Linked DNA regions of Homo sapiens: region 1 is linked to region 2. A link is a contact called in ENCODE Hi-C or POLR2A ChIA-PET data. All regions are on one chromosome and are shown on one strand. The core of a region is the stretch at or near the end of the contact, and the rest is flanking DNA. Distances in the headings are between cores, read along the strand shown.

What was found. A loop is a pair of places that touch in the nucleus more often than their neighbours do. ChIA-PET counts read pairs that join two places held with the same protein, here RNA polymerase II (POLR2A). Pooled maps may share reads with other maps.
Region 1: a pooled map shows a loop between it and region 2 (4-fold over the local background). The contact joins the promoter of CHD3 here to the promoter of SLC16A13 in region 2. A Hi-C loop is called at or near these places in 1 of 50 pooled maps. POLR2A ChIA-PET finds 5 or more read pairs at or near these places in 3 of 52 experiments (MCF 10A, activated T-cell and activated naive CD8-positive, alpha-beta T cell).

The regions. Positions count from the first base shown.
Region 1 is chr17:7,885,940-7,890,309 of GRCh38, reverse strand. CHD3 (chromodomain helicase DNA binding protein 3) reads right to left here and starts at 1,521. Exons shown (of 40, transcript NM_001005273.3): 1 at 1,210-1,521; 2 at 534-646. The coding sequence starts at 1,309. RefSeq lists an enhancer at 520-1,089 and a silencer at 2,499-2,658.
Region 2 is chr17:7,032,813-7,037,474 of GRCh38, reverse strand. SLC16A13 (solute carrier family 16 member 13) reads right to left here and starts at 1,460. Exons shown (of 4, transcript NM_201566.3): 1 at 894-1,460; 2 at 605-748. The coding sequence starts at 1,092. RefSeq lists enhancers at 893-1,132, 1,863-1,912, 1,521-2,021.

The DNA of each region.
Region 1 (4,370 bases), core at 272-2,771, 850 kb before region 2:
TTACAGACGTACCACCGCGCCCGGCTGATTTTTGTATTTTTAGTAGAGACGGAGTTTCACCACATTGGCCAGGCTTGTCGCGAACTCCTGACCTCAAATGATCTACCCGGCTCAGCCTCCCAAAGTGCTGGGATTACAGGCGTGAGCCACTGCAACCGGCCTTTATCTACTTTTTACAGATGAGGAAACTAAGGCACAGAGAGCCAAATAAACGGCCTGGTATCCTAGACAGAGGAATGCTGGACTCTTGAATTCATACAGTCTTCCAGAGCTTGTGCTTTCAACTGCTTCTCTTTGCTGCTGAGGACACACTGACAACGAGGCTCTTCACTAGGTTGCAGTGAATGAAGTTAGGGTCCCAGATCCCTGAGATACAGGCCAACAGTGGCAGGGAAGTGGGGGGCCCGGGGGATCAAGCCTCCCTGGCTTCAGAACCCCACCCCCACACCAGTAATCAGGACCAGAGAAAATGTAGGTCTCTGAGAATGGGTCTCTTGAGCCTTGCCACAGAGTTAGGAATTCTTGACACTTACACGCTTCTTGCGTTTTCGGGGTTTTCCTGGCTTGTTCTCCTTCTGCTTCTTGGGTCCTCGTTTTCTCTTCTTCACACCCAATGCTGACGGCAGCAGCCGAATGTCATCCTTATCTTTGAAGCAAAAAGCATCAGAAAACCTAAGCCTCTAGGTTTCCAGCCTCTGAGGCCCCTCAACTTGCCCCTTCCCCACCTCGGCAGTTCCCACTCTCTAGGAAGCATTAACTCCTCCAAGCCCTGCCTCCCTTCACTGGATGCAAACAGAAAGTGTTTCGAGTACTCTGGGATGCTCTGGTTCTGAATGGGAGGTCAGGGGTCAGAAGAGAAGAGCAGCCAAACCACTCCCCTCCCTCCCCTCCTACTAACAAGAGACCAGGCTCCAGGCCATGGGCTCTGACTGTGGCAGGTCCTTTCAGTCACCGCCAGGGCTCCTCCTGCCTTCCCCCTCACTTCGCCAGCTGGCATCCTGCCCAGGAACTGGGGAAGCCATGCCCAGCTGCTGGCCTGGCCTGACCCCAGCACTTGGAGTGGGGAGACACAAGCTGGCAGCTCCCTAAGCCAGATGCTGGGGAGGGAGAGCCAAAGGTGGACACCTGGGTTCTCACACTAACACCCTGGGGCCCTGACATCCTTTTGCCAAGAGGGAGGCCTCTATTTACATTTCCTCGGATAATTACCAGGCATCCTGTCACCCCAACACAGTCCTGGAGGAAAAGAAATCCTCAGCTGGTCATTTTTACTTCTTGCCCACAGGATCACAGTGTCTGCCGCCTTCATCACACAGGAGAAAGTCTCCACAATTACCTAAATATTCCTCCTCCCAAGTAGCCTAAAACCTACCTTCAATTCTATTCCCATCTCCCTGCTCCCTTTGGGAACTAGGGGGCCATACCCTTTGTTTCCCGATCTCACCCTTCACCTCCATATTTTGTTCCAGATATCCTGACCCATTCATCTATACGCAGTATGGGAGACCCAAACAAAGATATAGGCACAGACAGACACACCCAGCATATGCCTTCTCAAAAGCACGCGCGCGCACGCGCGCACCCACACCCACACACACTCTCAGGCCCACAAATCCAGAGGATGGCCTGTACCTGCTTCAGCAGGGATAGGTCCCTGGCTTTCTCCCCAGATGTCTCTGCCAGAGGACCCCAGGCCCCCCACCCCATTATCTGTGAAGGTGTCACTCTGTGAAGGCTTGGGGAACGGAACGGAGAGTTACCCCACATAAAGGAAGACAGGATGCCCCACAGACCTGGGGCCCTGGGGCTCTGGTTCACGTCCCTCCCCTACCAAGCACTAGACTAACCAGCCAGACCTGTCTAGTACAGAGAGAGGCAGCCGATGCAAGATGGGAAAGCCTGGGCTTGGCCCAGCCCCTAGCTCTAGGACACACAATCCTTTCTCCTTCCCTCAACAGCCAACGGAAAATTAGCCACAATTAACACCAGAGGCCTCCGTTTCCACTGCCTCAGAGTCGCTGCCTCGCCTTCCTTCAGTGCCACCTTTCCTGCTAACTCCAGCATCCTGTGTCCCCTTGTGCAGGAAGACACTCTAGGACTGTGTGCGTGTGTGCAGGGGGGTGGCTGCCAGAGCCCGGGTGTGAAACGGAATGGGGACTGTAATAGGAAGTCAGCAAGGAAGGCGCCATGCCCCAGCAGCCGGCTCCCCCTGGCCCCAGGGACTTCGGTTGACTTGAACATGGAAACGCAGGCTGCCGAGGCAGTGGCAAGGGCAGGCCAACTGGCTAAGGTTCAGGGACACGGCCTCGGCCACCACCAGCCAGGGGTGGTGCACAAGCCGGTTCACTCTACTCCCCACCCCAGCGGGAGGTTCCCGAACTTGGGCAGGCGTCGGTGGCGGGAGAGGCAAAGCGAGAACGGCAAGGAAAAGCAAGGAAGGGTAATAAAGCAAATCTAAGTCCCAACCTCGGTCTCAGCAGCCACTCAATGCTGGCCTGGAGCCCAGACTCTCCCACATCCCCGGCTCGGATCTCAGGGAGGCAGGGAGGAGAGAGGCGGGGGCCGGAGGGCGCAGGGCGGAGCCTGGCCGCCCGAGCAAGCGGGAGGAGTCTCGGCCGAAGCCTCGCCTCCCGCCCGCCCCTCTCTTCTTCTAATCTCACCATCAATCTCTCACACATATATTTATTTTTTCTCAAATTCCCCTCCCTCCCCCACAACGCACCACCATAATAGGTCTGCTGCACATGCGTACTGCAGGCAGGGGGTGGGTTTGTATTTTCAGACCTTTTGCAAAGAAACTACCAGAATTTTCCGCACCACCCACAATCATTCCCCACCCCCACCCCCAAGGAATCACATCTATATATTATGTTATATTATTTCTCTCGACTTGCCAGAAGGGGGAGGGAGAAGAAATGAGTTTTTGGCTTCCTGCTCCCTTCCCCCACCAACACGACTGCTATTATTTTAAACGTTTAACAATGTAAGGAGACTGGAGAGAGGGGGAAGGGATAAAATTGGTCTTGAGTAAGAATGTAAAACAAAATGGTGAGAATCAAAGCAGTCGGAATGGAAAACAATGGAAATCTCTCCTGTGCACAAATGCATACTCTAGACAAGGAAGAGCGAGGGCAGCCTGAACAAATTTCCTTAGAGGAGGGTTCTTTTCCCCACACTTAGGTAGACAGAAATAATGAGTGTGCTAAAAATAATTTCCCGAAGTTTTACCTCCGAAAGTCATCTGAGGGGGTGTATCTGGGTCACTCATTCGACTTGGAGGGCTGAAAGGGAGATAAAAATTGCCCAGGGGGAGAGGGGAGGTGGGTTTTCATTTCAGTTGTAAAATGTAAGCAGCCTCTGACGTCTCTTCTGGTCTATTCAGAAAGCCAAGAGGGAAAGGGGAGGCCGGGTTGACACAAAGACCCATCTCAACCTCGGATCCTTTCACGCTTCTCTCCCCAACGTACCCAGATCCGGGACCCACACCACCCCACCCCAGACTCCAAGTCCCAATACAAATAGGTGAGCGCTGCCAAGCCCCTGGCAGGACCTGACGGCCTTTCTTTCCCTCTTTTCAGCGCCTCTGCCGGAGGCAACCCCAAAGGCACCCTCTCCCCACAACTCCTCATTCCTCCTCCTCCTGCCAAGGCAGGGGGCTCTCTGGGAGAACTTTTTCAAAACTTTACCCTTTTTCAGACAAGCTTGGGGGGCGGGGAGACTTTATCCAGTTTCCAGGAGACACACATCCCTCCCCGACCCACAAGAAAGCACCCCCCGCTCCCCCAAAGGTCGTCTCGGCTAGACAGGAACGTTTGCCACAGAAGCCACACGGATCAATATGACAGTTTTACAAAGAGCCCGGAGTTGGCCGTTTTGAAGTTTGGTGCATTTGTGCCGCATGGCAGCCAGAGGCCCGGGGGTGCGGAGGTCCCCCTGCTGTTCCCCAAGCAGGGGGTGTGGACACCCAGATGCTCACCTATCCCAAAGAAGACTAGAAATCACTCCACTAGGAGGGTGGTCTGAGGGGGACACCGCTGGGCGCCTGACGCGGCGCAGCGGTCTGGAGAGCGCCGCCCAGAGAGTGCCGCCGGGTGACTTGTCACCTCGGGGGACGGGTGCTGAGTGATGGTCAAGCTGCAGAACAGCTGGGTGGGCAGTTCACGCCCCCCAACGTGCTCAGGGAGTGGGTGGTTTCAGCGAGAGAGTGAGTGACAGTGAATGGCAGCCACGTGAGAGTCACAGCTGGGCAGCTTGGCCACCCCAGACTGACGGGGTCAAGAGGGGGACCCCCCCCACCGCACTTGACACAAAAGAGCCCAGAGCCCCGGCGAGATGAAGGGGGTGGAGCCGGGGGTATCTGGTTCCCCAGA
Region 2 (4,662 bases), core at 211-2,710:
GATTACAGGCGTGAGCCACCGTGCCTGGCCCCTAGCACCATTTTATAGTAATTCTTCCTTTTACACTCCAGTCCCATTAGCCCTGGGCTTCTGGGCTTGTATACTTGGTTTCATCTTTTTTTTTTTTTTTTTTGAGACAGAATCTTGCTCTGTCGCCCAGGCTGGAGTGCAGTGGTGCGATCTTGGCTCACTGCAACCTCCGCCTCCCGGGTTCAAGCGATTCTCCTGCCTCAGCCTCCCGAGTAACTGGGATTAGCGCCACCAGGCCCGGCTAATTTTTGTATTTTTGTAGAGACGGGGTTTCACCATGTTGGCCAGGCTGGTCTCAAACTCCTGACCTCGTGATCCACCCGCCTCGGCTTCCCAAAGTGCTGGGATTACAGGCGTGAGCCACCGTGCCCGGCCAGGTTTCATCATCCTTGAATTTCCTAATTCCTCACCATGTTTGTCGCTTTAGTCATTCCTATTAAGAATTCCCTTCTGGGTACAGGTGCTAGCTAAACTTTCCCTCAGCTTCTCCCCGAACCCTTTGGAAGGAGCAGGAAGGAGGTGAACATCCAACGATCTAAGCATTTGACTCTCCTGCCCTTGTGCAGGCTCTCACCTGACAGCAACCCAATACTCAGGTATAGGTGGGTCAAGGAAGTAGCAAAAGAGGCGAGCAGCATCCCCAGCGCAGCCAAGATGCCTCCAGTCATCACCACGGGCCTGGGCCCGAACTTCGTGCTCAGGGCACTGCCTACCGGGCCTGAGGAAGTGGAAGGGGCGCTGCGAGAAGATCTCAGGGGTCTCCCCCCCAGCATCTCCCGCCCCTCGCCCTTCCACTTCCCAGTCGCCGCATTCCCTCTCCCTTCCGAGGGTCGCAGTCCGCCAGATCCAGGCGCCGCACTCACTCCCAAACTGCTGCACCGCGATTCCTATGGAGGCGATCCAGGAGACGCGCGCTGCCTGCTCCTCAAACGCCGCCACAAACTCCACGAAGAAGACCCCAAAGGAGCGGAGCACCCCAAACACAAGCGCCGACTGGAAGAACGCTGAGAGCACCACCACCCATCCCCAGCCCCCGTCGGGGGGCTCTGTCCTGCGCGCCATCTAAGCGGTAACAGGGCTGCTGCCACCCAGAGCCTCTGCAGGAGCCGGGTTCTGGACGCCGCACCTCTGCACACCCACCCCCGCTGCCGGGTGGCTCGGGGCCGAGAGGGGTTGGAGAGGCAGGTAGAGAGGAAGGGCCCGACGAGGCGGCGAGAGGCCCCTGCACCTTTTCCCAAGGCGGGGCGATATAGGACTGAAGACCTGGCCCGCGCTGGCCGGGCCAGAGTCTCCCGGGGGCGTGGTTCCGCGAGCTCGGAGCTGAGCTAGTTCAAGCCGGGGCCGGATCGGTCCCGGTTCGGTGTTCGGCTGGGAGCCAGAGGGTGGAACTGAGTTTGGGCCCCACCCCTGGAGCGCGCCAGTTTCCGTGTAGATGATCTATTTTATCACTGGGGTGTCCGGGCCGGGCCACCCTGGAGCTCGCCAATGAGGACGCGGGGCTCCCGGGCAGGGGCGGAACGAGAAGGGCAGGGCGGGATTTAGGCATTGTTGGGGACCAGCAGTGAATGGGCGCATGCGTAAGGAGGGGCGTTAGGAGGCTGACTAGGTAGGGCCCCACGTGACGCGGGGACTGCCAGGAAGCTTCCGTCTCCTCTTCACCTAGCGGGCCAAGTCATCCCCGTTTCAGCACCCAGAGCCACACGGAAGGGTTAGTGGTGGGTAAACTGGGTCTGGAGAGGAGAGGACTCTCTTGCTTTAATGAGGGGTCCAGGAATTGCAAGGCCCTGTTGGGGGTAGGGGAGGGGTTAGGAGATGAGACTCAAACGAAGTGTTTGGCGCAGCGCCTGAAGCCACTAACACGCAGCCCTAGGCACGCAGACCTAGAAGCCTGGATCCCTGAGAAGTTCAACGGCTAAGGGAAGAGAGAAGGGGAATGAGTTGGACTCCTGGCGTTCATTTCTGTAGTGGGAACTCGTTCCTGTCACTTCTGTTCCCACTAACAGGAAACCTACAGGTCACAGAGACCAAAAATAACTGAGGAGAGGAAGGGCGGCTGTAAGCTCACACAGGGCCCCACCAACACCACCTACCTCTTCCTCACTGGGGCTGGAACCTTTTCCTCTGCCCTCTAGTAACAACCACTTCCTAACCACCTTTTTTGATCTGATGGTGGGGTAGACTAAAGAGACAAACTATGACCCTGGCCACTGGAGCAGTCAGCCCCCTCTTACCCAAGTAGTCCTCAGGCCCCTAGCAAACACTCCCCAGTCCTTCCCAGTCTCCATAACACCAATGGCTTGGATTTCCTGTTCCTTCATTATAAGCCATACTTCCCAGGACCCTGACCTTGAAACCGTGGACTCAATGTTCACTCCCAGATTACTGGGGAAAGCAGCAAACAAGAAGTGGAGGCAGGGAGGGAGGTGTGTAGTCTTAAAAGACATATTGAGCCTTAAATAATTTTATATGTGGGAAATAAAAGTAATCATCAATAATACACATATATACTTTCTAAGAGTCAAAATGTCGGCTGGTGGGGAATATGCCAAAGATACAGAAATTGCTGTGGCTGTATTACATAGTGATTAAGAACTCGGGTCTTTAGAATCAGATCACAGTTCCAGTCTTTTATTTATTTATTTATTTATTTATTTATTTATTTATTTATTTATTTTGAGATGGAGTCTTGCTCTGTGGCCCAGGCTGGAGTGCAGTGGCATGATCTTGGCTCACTGCAACCTCCACCTCCCGGGTTCAAGTGATTCTCCTGCCTCAGTCTCCTGAGTTTCTGGGATTACAGGCTCCCACCACAACGCCCAGTTAATTTTGGTATTTTTAGTAGAGACGAGGTCTCACCATGTTGGCCACGCTGGTCTCGAACTCCTGACCTCAAGTGATCCACCAGCCTTGGCCTCCCAAAGTTCTGGGATTACAGGCGTGAGCCACCGTGCCTGGCCCAGTTCCAATCTTGACTTTATTACTTAACTCGATCAAGATGCTGAATCTCTCAGTTGGTTTCCCCATCTGTAAACTGGGGATAATAGTACCTACTATTAAGCGTTGCCCAAGGGGTTCAGTTAGAAAATCCATGCACTAAAAATGCTTAGTTTATGTGCTGACATGCAGCAGGAGCCAAGTAATATTAGCTTAGCTGGTCTTATTGGTGTTATTTTCAACAGGGGATAAGCTGCTGTAGTGGGAAGTGAAGGAAGGTTTTAGTTTAGTGTTTTTTTTTTTGTTTTTTGTTTTTTGTTTTGAGATGGAGTTTTGCTCTTGTCTCCCAGGCTGGAGTGCAATGGCATGATCTCGGCTCACTGCGACCTCCACCTCCTGGGTTCAAGTGATTCTCCTGCCTCAGTCTCCCGAATAGGTGGGACTACAGGTGTTTGCCACTATGCCTGGCTAAATTTTTTGTATTTTTAGTAGAGACAGGGTTTCACCATTTTGGTCAGGCTGGTCTCGAACTCCTGACCTCAGGTGATCTGCCTGCCTGGGCCTCCCAAAGTGCTGGGATTATAGGCGTGAGCCACCATGCCCTGCCTAGTTTTTGTTTTTTGATTAAAAAAAAAAAAAATCTAATCCAGGTCATGGGTTTAAAAAGATTGAGAAACGACCACTGCGATGGTTTGAATGTTACCTCCAAAAACTCATATTGAAACTTAATCCCCAACTTGGCGGTACTGAGAGGTGGAAACTTTAAAAGGTGATTGGATGGGATTAATGGATTAATTAATCCCCATGAATTAGCCCACCATAATGGATTAATAGGTTAACAGATTAACCCCATCATAAAGGACTAAAAGGTTAATAGATTAATGGGTTATCATGGGAGGGGAATTGTCGGCTTTTTCAGACAGATCCAAGCTAGAACATTAGCATGCTTAGCCCCCTTTGCCATGTGACACCCTGTGCCACAGAGAGTCCATATCAGCAAGAAAACCCTCACTAGAGGGTGAGGCCCCTGGACCTTGGATTTCTCAGCCTCCATACTATAAGAAATAAATTCATTTTCTTTATAAATTACCCAGTTTCAGATAATCTGTTGTAAGCAACAGAAAATGAACTGAATGAGACAGAAAACTGGTACCAAGAAGTGGGGTGTTGCTGATAATGAATAACGGAAAATGATGAAGTGGCTTTGGAAGTGGGTGATGGGCAGAGGCTGGAAGCATTTGGAGGAGTAGGCTAGAAAAAGCCTAGATTCTGGAGAGGTCTTAGAAGACAAGAAGACTAAGAAAAGTTTGGAATTCTTTAGAGATTGGTTAAGTGTTTATGACTAGAATGTTGATAGAAATATGGAAGCAGCTGGGCGGGGTGGCTCACGCCTGTAATCCCAGCACTTTGGAAAGCTGAGGTGGGCGGATCATGAGGTCAGGAGATTGAGACCATCCTGGCCAACATGGTGAAACCTGTCTCTACTAAAAATACAAAAATTAGCTGGGCATGGTAGCACTCGCCTGTAATCCCAGCTACTCGGGAGGGTGAGGCAGGAGAATCGCTTGAACCAGGGAGTCGGAGGTTGCAGTGAGCCGAGATCGTGCCACTGCACTCCAGCCTGGGCGAAAGAGCGAGACTCCATCTCAAAAAAAAAAAAAAAAAAAAGAAATATGGAAGCAAAAGCCATTCTGATGA